2 separate regions of the Homo sapiens genome follow, and region 1 is linked to region 2. Evidence: read pairs that join two places in POLR2A ChIA-PET (ENCODE). Cell type or tissue: HepG2. All regions are shown on one strand. Each heading gives the region's core, and the rest is flanking DNA. Links, peaks and the distances in the headings are about the cores only. Region 1 has its middle 7.3 kb from the start of DACT2. Region 2 has its middle 46 kb from the start of DACT2.

Region 1 (5,377 bases), core at 278-5,277, 53 kb before region 2:
CAGAGTGGACGGGAACCCTCCCAGAAGAGGGCACAGCATGGAGCTGAGAGGGCACAGCATGGAGGGAGGGCTCAGGAGGCTGCAGGGTGGACGGGAGCCCTCCCAGAAGAGGGCACAGCATGGAAGTGAGAGAGCACAGCATGGAGGGAGGGCTCAGGAGGCTGCAGGGTGGACAGGAGCTCTCCCAGAAGAGGGCACAGCATGGAGGTGATAGGGCACAGCATGGAGGTGAGAGGGTACCGCATGGAGGGAGGGCTCAGGAGGCACAGAGTGGATGGGAGCCCTCCCAGAAGAGGGCACAGCATGGAGGTGAGAGGGCACAGCATGGAGGGAGGGCTCAGGAAGCTGCAGGGTGGATGGGAGCCCTCCCGGAAGAGGGCACATTATGGAGGTGAGAGGGCACAGCATGGAGGTGAGAGGGCACAGCATGGAGGGAGGGCTCAGAAGGCTGCAGGGTGGACGGGAGCCCTCCCAGAAGAGGGCACAGCATGTGCAAAGGTCTCGGGCATCTGAGAAACAGCAGATGCAGGGAGTGAGATGAGACAAGGGGAGGAGAAGGGGTCCGAAGGAAGAGGGTCTCAAGGGCCATCATAACCTACAGCTTTTCTCTGCGTGAAGCTGGGGGCCATGCCAGGGTTTTGAGCAGAGAAGTGACAAGGTCTGACACCCACTGTTGTGTTCAAAACAGGCCATGTTGGGGAAAGCACAGGAGCAGGAGGGCCTGTTGGGGATCCCTGCAGTGGAGCAGGCAGAACAAGGGCTCCTGGTGACCCAGGGCTGAGAGGTCATTGGACGATTCCAGTCCATAGCACACTGCTTAGTTGGAGCTCGGTATTTTCAAGAAGTTTGCTATTGATGTGGTATTAGTCTGTTTTTACACTGCTATAAAGATACTACCCAAGACTGGGTAATTTATAAACAAAAGAGATTTAATTGACTCACAGTTCCACATGGCTGGGGAGGCCTCAGGAAACTTACGATCATGATGGAAGGGGAAGCAGCCCTTTCTTCACAAGGTGGCAGGGGAGAGAAGAGTTAATGAAGGAACTTCCAGCCACTTATAAAACCATCAGCTCTTGTGAGAACCCACTCACTATCATGAAAACAGCATGGGGGAAACCCCATGATCCAATCACCTCCCACCAACACCTGGGGATTACAAGTCAAGATGAGGTTTGGGTGGGGCCACAAAGCCTAAACATATCAGGTGTTTAATGGCTAATATTTAACCAACAGTAATGTTTATTTATTTATTTATTTAATGACGTTGTATCCTTATAAACAGTGGTTAAAGACCAAAAATCACTCTCTGGAGCACCAGTTTTAATAATCTCATTTATTCTACATATATATCATGATTTATTCAACCAAGTACTTACATAGATTGCTTCCAAATTTTGCAGTTATAAAGAGTGTTCAAATAAGCAGCCTTATAGAGTCATCTTAGAATGTTCCGCTGATTGGTTCTTTAGAATACATTGCTAGAAGTGAATCATGGAGCATGTTCATTTTAAGGCTTTTGACCGTTCTGCGGAATTGCCCTCTAGGAATTTTCTCCTGATTTGCAGTCCCACTAGCAGTCTGTTGCAAGAGGGTACATTTCCTCCCTAGCAATGAGTGTTATTATTATGGTTATTCTTTTTGATCTCTGCCAATCTGATTGGGGAGAAGGAAGTTTTCTAATTTGATAAATCGTGTGTGTATTAATGTTGGCTTACTGCACAAGTAAATTGATCAACAAGAAAGTAACTTAACTCAATAGAGAAAGTGACCCACAGCCACAGTAAACTTACAAAAAAAAATGTTTCAATTCTCTTATGCCTCTAAATGGACCCTGCTGACAGGCATGCACGCTTTACATGTACTTATAGTCATAATGTAGTTACAATTTTACATGCGGTTTCTTCTTCCTGGCACTTGGCATCTTATAAACATTTTCTTCATTGCTATGTAGTATTCCAAATTATAACTGTAACGGTTATGCGATACGTAGTAATTGACTAAATTGTGTACTTTAGGAACCTCTGATGATGATCAAAGAAAAGGAGGGGAGAAGGCCTGTCCCTCAGAGCTGGACTTGCTGTCACCTCTGTGGAGTTTAAGAGGGACATGAGAAGGAGACGCACGCCTAACTATGTGAGCCTTGAAAAGAAAGTCAAAGGTAGAGAAACAGAAAAGCAGACATCACACAACATGGGTAATTTAGAAAATACAAACAAAATTAGTATTCAGAGAGAGATTCAAGAAGCGATTGCATCCAGAAAATAAAAAATTGTAAAATATGAACGTGACCCAGAGGCTAACAAAGACCTATTAAAAATTAAAAATATGATCAATAAAATAATAGAAGTGCTGGAAGCCAAAATTGAACAAAATATTCAAAAACAAAAAGTAAGATAGGAAATATGACAGAAAAAATAAAATCAGAAAGGCTTAATCATGGAAGTCCAAACGAGAATTAAAATGTTGCAATAAGGAGACAGAAGAGATAAATAAAAAGGAGAAATTATCAAAGAAATAGAGAAGAATTTTTCTAGAGTCAAAGAACAAAGCTCCTTTCATGTTGAAGTTTACCAAATGCTGAGTGTGATGATTAATTTTATGTGTCAACCTAATGCCTGCTGAGCCACAGGCATTTGGTCCAATGTTATTCCGGATGTTTCTGTGAGGGCGTTTTCAGATAAGATTAACATTTACATCGGTGGACTCTGAGTAAAGCAAATTGTCCTCCCTGATGTGGGAGGCCCTCATCCAATCAGTTGAAGTCGTGAAGAGGAAAAATCCGACCTCCCTTCACCAAGAGGGATTCTTTATCGTTGTAGGGAGAGAAAAACAAAGCTCTGATAAAATGGGCAAAGATTCCAAGTTTATGGTAAGTAAATGGTAGGACCAGTGAAACAGGAGGTGGGGTGAAGGAGTCGGAAAGCTGGTAAAATTGTAAAATTGCCACAATCTGGAAGTGAGGTGGGACCTTCCTACAAATCAGTGTGAAGACCCTTAGTCCTCCTTGTGGAGGCCTCAAAAATGTTCCCTGAGCCCAAACTCTTTCTCAGAGGCACCTGTGATAGTGCATGTCATCTTGTGTGTGTGAGAGAGAGAGAGAAAAGGAGAGAGAGTGCAAAAAATCCAGCACATCCTACAATCAACATAAATTTATATGACAAAAGGGGAGAGTACGATTGAGACAAATAAACCAAGTCTAACTTTTCCAGACCTGTTTTTTTGCCTGTGACCTTCTGAACAGGGGACAACGGCAGAACAAAGGACTATGCAATCACTGGAATTCCTGACCAAGCTCACATTCTAGGACTCAAACTGAGATTGCATCAGTGCCTTTCCTCTGGAGGCTACGCTAACAGAGCTAGTTACATCCTTTACCCCAGACAGCTCTGAAGGAGACACAGTTCATGCAGGCAGTGGTCCCACGGTTCTCCTCCAAGTCAATGCTATGACACAATCTAAGATACAGAGGACCCAATATTTACCCAGTAACAAGCTCCTGACGACCACCAATGAGGGCTGAGCTATGCCGATAAGGGAGAGAGAAGCCAGCAAGCCAAAAACTCATTTTAAGACATTAGAGGAAATAATCCAGTGAAGCACGCCCACAGAAAATAGGCAGAAGGAAGTTGAGAAGGAAAACAGCACGCGTGGATGAGTTAGAAAGCAGACACCAACAGAGAGGACCACCAAAGCCAATAGCTCTTTCTCTGAGAAACTGATAAAACTGTGAAACCGTTGCCAAAATGTAGAGAGAGCACAAATAACCAATGATAGAAAAAATGTGAGGAGGTATCACGGCAGATTACAAGACATCTGAAGATACTAGCTCAGGTCATGACGCCAGCACACTTGAAAACATGGACAAAAGGAAGAAAACCCTATGGAATAATACATCTGCAACAAACTGACATGAAAAAATAAAAAGTCTGAATAATCAAACAACTATTTAAAAGCTTGTATTCAAAATTAAAATTTTCACACACAAAAATCCCAGGTAGAGATGGCTTCATTAACAAATTCTGCCAAATATTTAAGAATAAAACGGCATGGGGCTTACACACATCTTCGCATAGACTATCAAAAGAGGGAATGCTTTCACTCTATGAGGTCAGCATACTATTGATTCCGAAAACTTGAAAAAGACAAGAAAGGAGAATTATGAGCTAATCTCCTTGGGAATATAGATGCAAAACTTTAAAACCAAATACTACCCAACTAAATCTAGCAATATATAAGTGGGACAATATGTCATAACCAGGTTGATTTATTCCAGAAATGCAGGGTTGGCTTTATATTTGCAAATCAATCAGCATAATTTATGAAATAAATAGGGAAAAAAGGAGAAAAATATTTTAATTCCCTCAATATCTTAGAAAATACCTTTGATAAAATTCAACATCATTCTAGGAACAGATGATTATTTTATTAATCTCATAAAGGGCATCTTCAAAGCACACACACCATCGTCTCAGTGATGAAATATTGAAAAGCTTCCCACTGTCCTTGAAAGTGACACATGGAAAAGGAAGCATGATAGCATCACCATTCAACATTCTCTTTGGGGCGCTAGCCACTAAAATAAAGCAAGAAAAATGAATAAAAGATTTAAGGGTCAGAAATAAAGACATAAAACTGCCATTAATCTCAGATGATATGAATGTATATGGAAAAAAATCCCAAAGAATCTCTAGATAAATGATTCAAATGAAAAAATGAGTTTAGCAAAGTTGTTAGATTCTTTGTTGGTATTTTTATCTATCATCAACCAAAATAAAATGAATTTTTAAAAGGTAACTGGCAATAGCATTAGGGAATCAGGAGCCCAGGAGAGCCAGTGTAACGCCATTTTAAAACCAACTGCCATCCTGCCTCACGGTCCTAAGATGTTTACAGCTAAGGAAACAGCTCGGTCATGCCTGCAAGACAAACTCCTACCACAACAGAAAGTCCAGGTGTCCCAATACCTGTAACAACATATGCCTTCAAGATAATTATAGTAATGCTCCGACGTACTTACATACTGAAATGTCAAGAATAGTTTTCTTTAAATCAACAGAATAATTCTGTCCTGCTGTCAGCCCACCCACATATAGTCACAGCTTAGCATAGACTTTACATAGCAAGACCCTATATCAGAAAAACTTAAAATGAAGAGGTGAATTCCTCCACTTGCTGTATGAGGACATCAAACTCAAACTCTGCAATGGAGTAGTATCTAAGAAACTTGCTTCTTTCACTGCACTCTGCCACTCACCTTGAATTCCTTCCTGCATGGGATCCAAGAACTCTCTCTTGGGGTCTGAATCAAGACTGCTTTTCTGGTAACAATAGCATCAGAAAAGAAGAAGAAGGAGAAGGAGAAGGAGAAGAAAGT
Region 2 (5,377 bases), core at 252-5,251:
AGAAGTCTAAAATCATAAAATTGAAGACAATAAAATGTTCTGCGGATGGTCCTGTGTCACGTACATGCTAATAGGCGCGGCCTTGCGGGCCCTGGAGCCCCCTGCACTCTGCTGGGATATTACAAACCAATCCACGGAGCCGGACAAAGGACCCAGGGCAGACGTGGGCAGTCACAGTGAAAGGACCCAGGGCAGACGTGGGCAGTCACAGTGAAGTAACAGTCACGCATCGCGGAGCACGAACTGCCGCTTCCCGTGGCTCCAGCACATGTCAACCTTGAGTCCTCTTCGTGGTTTTAAAAGCAAATTTAATAATCATCTTAAAGACTTGGTGGGATATACAGGAGTCCAAGCTTTGGCAGTAGTTCTTTTGTTCAAGAGCAGAGAAAAATTGGAGTGAATAATTCAAATACAGCAGGAACTCAATTCTCCACTGGAATTATTTTTCATCCTTTCAGTGAGGATTAATCCTGATTATGTAATCTTTCAGAATTAGGATTCAGTCAATTGTGATAAAAGAAGGCTTTGGAATCACTCCAAGCATCCTGTCACTGAGCACGGGAGAGCCAGCCCTTGGCTTGGTCCACCTCCTCCACCTCACATCCCACCCATTCACGTCTCCCTCCTCCTGTCCCCTCAGCCCCGGGCCTCTCTGAGCTAAAGGAAAATGTCCCTCATCGTTTTCCCGTGGTGTGTCTCTCAGGCCTCGCAGAGAACAAGACGGAGTCCAAGGCACTATGGAGGAACCTGGGGCCTGTAGGGGATCCTGGGGACAGTCAGGCACACCAGAAACTTTAGGGGACCCTGTGGGCTGTAGGGGACCCAGTGACTATAGGGGACCTCCAGACTTTAGGGAACCCCAGGGACTGTAGGGGGCCCTGCAGACTACAGGGGACCCAGGTCTACAGGGGACCCCCAGACTGTAGGGACGTTGAAGACTGGAGCAGCCAAGAGGGGCCCCTTCTCCCTGAGACTCGTGCTGTCACAGAGTTGCTCCCTCCAGGCTTGGGAGCGTGGCAGAGCCAGGTCCCAGCACACAGACGAGCTCTCCTGGCTCTCAGAGGGAGTCTGGTTAGTACCGTCGTGGCATCTCTAGAATAAGGAATCAGGCAGGAGTGCAGAGATGAGAGGAAGGACACTGTTCCGGAAAGGCTCTGAAGGAAAGACACTCTAAACATCAGAGAGAAGCTCTTAATTCTAACAGGAGCTGCAGTTACACAGAGAAGAGAGACTCCTCCGCCCCAAGCTGAAACACTGCCTGCACTTCCCAACACCAACTGGAGAAAGTTACCCATCCCTGGAACCACAGGTGTGCCCCTGTAAGTCCAGCTGAGGCTGCCTTGGCTCACTGAGGGCCAGGCTGAGATGGGAGGATGCTGGCCCAGGCGGCCCTGTAGGCAGCACCTCTGGAGTCTGAAGCCCTGAGTTTAAATCCCCACCTCCACATGCTTGTCTCGGGCAAAGGATGTTAGCCTCTCTGCCCCCAGTTCCTTCTCTGAAACAGGATGTTCACCGTGTCTCGAAAGCAGGGCCTGGAGAGGAGGGAATGCCAGCGTGGGTGGGATGCAGGAGGGAGCTCCAGCGTCAGTGGGATGCAGGAGGGAGCACCAGCGTCGGTGGGATGCAGGAGGGAGCACCAACGTCGGTGGGATGCTGTGTTCCTGGCACGCAGGATGCCCTCAGAAAGCAGTTATAGGGCCAGGAAGCCCAGCTGCTAATTCTAATGCAAACTCCCTTTGCCTTAGTTTCTCTGCACACAAAATTCGGGATCTGGATCTCCCCACTGTGGGGAGGTCCCTAAGCTGTGCAGCTCAGGCCCAGGGCATGTTTTTAAAGAGAAAATGCAACTGAAGCAACACAACTATGCAGAAAGTAAGAGAAAGAAGAAAGAAAGACAGGGAAGAAAGAAGGGAGGGAGGGAGGGAGGGAGGATTAGAAAGAAAGTTTATTAATGAAATCAGCAATTGCCATCCTGCAGTGGCAACTTGCAGTGCTTGCCTCTGCAAACCATCCGCGACCTCGGCCTTGCCTTTCCTCTTCCAGCTGCACTGCTCCCTCCTGCGCCCCCATTGCCTGGGGTGCAAGCGATGTGGGAAGCTAAGATTCATGCTTTCCCCTGGTCTCTGAGGTGCAAATGCTGCCCTATCCTGCAGGCCTCAGGCTGGAGAGGCCACGCAGAGGCCATTGCAGGGAGGGAAGGGGCATGTGTCCCTGGGAGGGGCATGTGCAAAGGGCAGCTTCAGGTGCCAGAACCTAACTTTCTGCCCGTGTTTGCAGACCTGTCCAATGCAGACCCTTGTCGAGACTAAGATTTCTCAAGTTAAACAGTCAATTAAACAGGATTGCGTTTAGCCAGTCCTGTGGGTTAAACATTAAACCAGACCAGAGGAAAAGCAATCCACAATGAGACATTCTTCCCCCATCAGGACCTGCCCCAGCCGTACCATGTCCTGTGGGAGCTGTGGACACATTTATAGGAGAAGACAGAGACCTGGTGGCCATCCTGTCCATCCAGACTGGGACATGGGACAGGGATGGGGTGTTCCTCGCACTGACTTAGGGAGAGCAACCAGGTGCTCTCTGAGGACGGCCACCTCGTTTCCCTGTCCTGTCCTTGTGTCCTGGGGAAAGGCAGCAGCAGAGTTGGGGGCAGGGCGGGGCTGGGACCTGTTCTTGTGCCACGATAGGGGGCTCTTTGATCCACCCCTGGGCATTGTAAAGGGTGGGAGGGGAGTCTCTGGGCTTGGGTGAGAATGCTCCCGTGCGGGATCCGTGCCGGGTTTTCAGGAGACTGGTGACAGCTCAGTGGGGACTGGGGCGCTGTGTGCTGTGAAGGGAACCCGGCCCACCCCCCCCCCCCCCCCCGCACCCAGCAGCTGTAAGTGTGGTTCCTCCCATGGTGCTGGGCTGGGTGGAGCCAAGACGGCCACCGCTGTGGAGAGAAGGGAGTGGCTCCCTCAGCAAGCCCGCTTTCTCCTTCCATTAGGCTCTCAGGGGGAACTAGGACAGTTGACGGTGAAACAAAATGCCAGGGTGTGTCTCCCCAGGCAGTCTGCTGGCCGCCTGCTCTTCCCAGGGTGGCAACTTTTGCTGAGTCCCGTATCCCACCCCACACCGCCAACCAGGGCCCTGGCCAGGGGACACAGCCAGTGTGGACAGCGACGCGGGTGGGGACCCTGCATGCTGGCCTAGTTACCTCTCATTCTGATGTGGCATAAAAGAAAACTCTTGTTCCTGCTTTTGGATGGGAGAAGCAAAAGCAATTGCCACTGTCCCCATGAAACATGAACATGAAACATGAAGCAATCGGCACCGTCCCCATGAAATGCGAACATGAAACATGAAGCAATCGGCACCGTCCCCATGAAACATGAACTTGACTCTGAGCTGCAGGAGAGCTCTCGGTGGGGACCTTCCTCCTCCTGGAAGCCAGGGGTCCCCAAGGCCCAGGCCTAGCTCCTCAGGCATCAGCCCAAGGGCGGCTGTGGGGGTGGCTCCCCACACAGAAGTCCAGGCCCCCCTTCTGTGGGCTGCAGAAATCTTTAAAGAACCCGTCCCAGTGTAGGACTCATTCACACAGAGGGCCAGGGGCTTTGGCTCAGGCGTCTTGGTGAAAGGAGAACCGGAGCAAACACCTTGCAAATCACACCACAGTTTATCACTTACAGGAAAATCCCTGAAGAAGAAAAGATGTCATGGCAGGAATGTCAAAACTGTTGTTATATAAATAAGAGATTTAGTGGAAATACCTTCCCCCTCTTAAGCCTCTGCACAGACTTGCTAATTTGACAGACAAGCCAAGCGTGAAGACTTCTTGGATGCTTAGTAGAGGGTCACAGCTCTCATGGAAATCGAACAGGAACCTCCTCGGCACCATATTCTATTTTGACGTGTAATATGCCACTTAAATCTCCCATGCAGTACTGTGAGACGAATTTCTGTAAGCTTTTTGTGTAAGGAGGGTTTCACACCTCATTTTAGTTTTTAAAAACACATTTACTATAAATGTGAGATTTTGGCTCCGAAGAAAACAGGATTTACTGTGCTTTGTCCATTCCAAAACTAATTTTGTGTGTTTGCTCCAGCAGCCAAGCAGTTAAGTTGCCCCATGAAAGGTGGCGAGATGCGCCTGCTGGAGTTTATCTCTTATCAGCTTCAACAGGGCGGCACGGACATGAATAAGCTGGTTTCTGCAGCTTTTAAACTTAGACGACTATGAAAAATTCTCTAGAATGGCAAAGAGTTGCAGGAGACAATTGGCTGGACTTTCAGTGAAAGGTTTTCCAGCCTCTAAAAGAAAGCAGAGACTAGTTTTCAGCTTGTAGAATAGTGCCTTTGCAGGGCTACTCCTAGTCAAACCGCATCACACGCGTTCCCGGCACTTCCTGTCAATCAGGGACCGCCTCCAGCAGGAGTGTTGGGTCCCCACAGGCAGAAAGCCAGGAGCAGCTCTCGGAGCATCTCTCAGGGATTTCCTCTAGGGCTTTACCTGTGGTTGTGTGTTTTGTTTTAGGGGTGAAACATTTAAATGTTTAAGGATGTTTGGGGAGGGCAGTGCACAAGCTGGGGTTGGAGTGTGTGGTAGACAAGCGAATGCAGACCTCATGTGTGTGAAGTCCAGTATTTTATTCCATTCAGCAAACAATAAAGTAAGAGACCTACTCTGTCTCCTGGAGCCACTGCTGATGCCTCCATTGAGAGGCATCGATATGAACAGACATCAATATCACGTCAATAAAAGGGGCAGAGCCACGTCTTTTCACTGCCTTCGCCTTCAGCCCACCCGAGCCAGCCCAGGCCTGCCTGCATTTGCCACACGCCTGTGGAGCTGGGTCGCCACCGCTGGGGCTGTCCCTGTGCCGCTTCCGTGTTGCTGCTGTGCGTGTCTAGACACTGTGGGATTCTGAGCGCTGGCGTTGGGCTCTGCTGGGCCTGTGAGTGCGATTTCTCCTGGGCCAGCTGGGACCCCGTCCTGGGGCGCAGACAGTTCCGAGCTTTGTTTAGATGGGTGATAGTACAGCATTTCCACATTACATGGATATGCTCGGATTGTCTCTCACTTCTGCTGTCCCGGGGCGAGGTACCTGGAGGGAGGGAGGATCCCTCGGCAAGACACCGTCCTCTGGGTCCCTGCAGCCTGCACAGGAAGCGTGTGGCCGCCCAGGCAGATTTCAGCGGGAACGAGGATTCCAGCATGTGTGCGTGGCCCTGTGTGCGTACCTGGGTGGGAAGGGGGCGGCCGCCCAGGGATTTCAGAGGGAACGAGGATTCCAGCATGTGTGTATGGCCCTGGTCCTCCAGCACCTGAGTCTCACCTGCCTTGTCTGGCTGCTTGGTCAGCCCAAGCAGAGCACAGGTCCTCTCAGTGGAAGGACTG

Evidence for each region. Peaks named below come from ENCODE experiments on the same cell type or tissue, not always from the same donor. Only the 100,000 strongest peaks of a DNase experiment are listed, where the experiment ranks them.
Region 1: POLR2A ChIA-PET joins it to region 2 with 12 read pairs; 2 of 35 experiments call an interaction of 5 or more read pairs at or near these places.

Annotation. Positions count from the first base shown.
Region 1 is chr6:168,324,428-168,329,804 of GRCh38, reverse strand. No RefSeq gene overlaps it. Among named protein-coding and RNA genes, the nearest start is that of DACT2, 7.3 kb to the right of the region's middle. In HepG2, for the core only: no CTCF peak of the experiment used is centred there; DNase peaks (open chromatin) are centred at 2,684 and 3,294; H3K4me3 peaks cover 329 bases.
Region 2 is chr6:168,271,573-168,276,949 of GRCh38, reverse strand. No RefSeq gene overlaps it. Among named protein-coding and RNA genes, the nearest start is that of DACT2, 46 kb to the left of the region's middle. RefSeq lists an enhancer at 3,091-3,803. In HepG2, for the core only: no CTCF peak of the experiment used is centred there; DNase peaks (open chromatin) are centred at 2,359, 2,749, 3,339 and 4,399; H3K4me3 peaks cover 1,866 bases.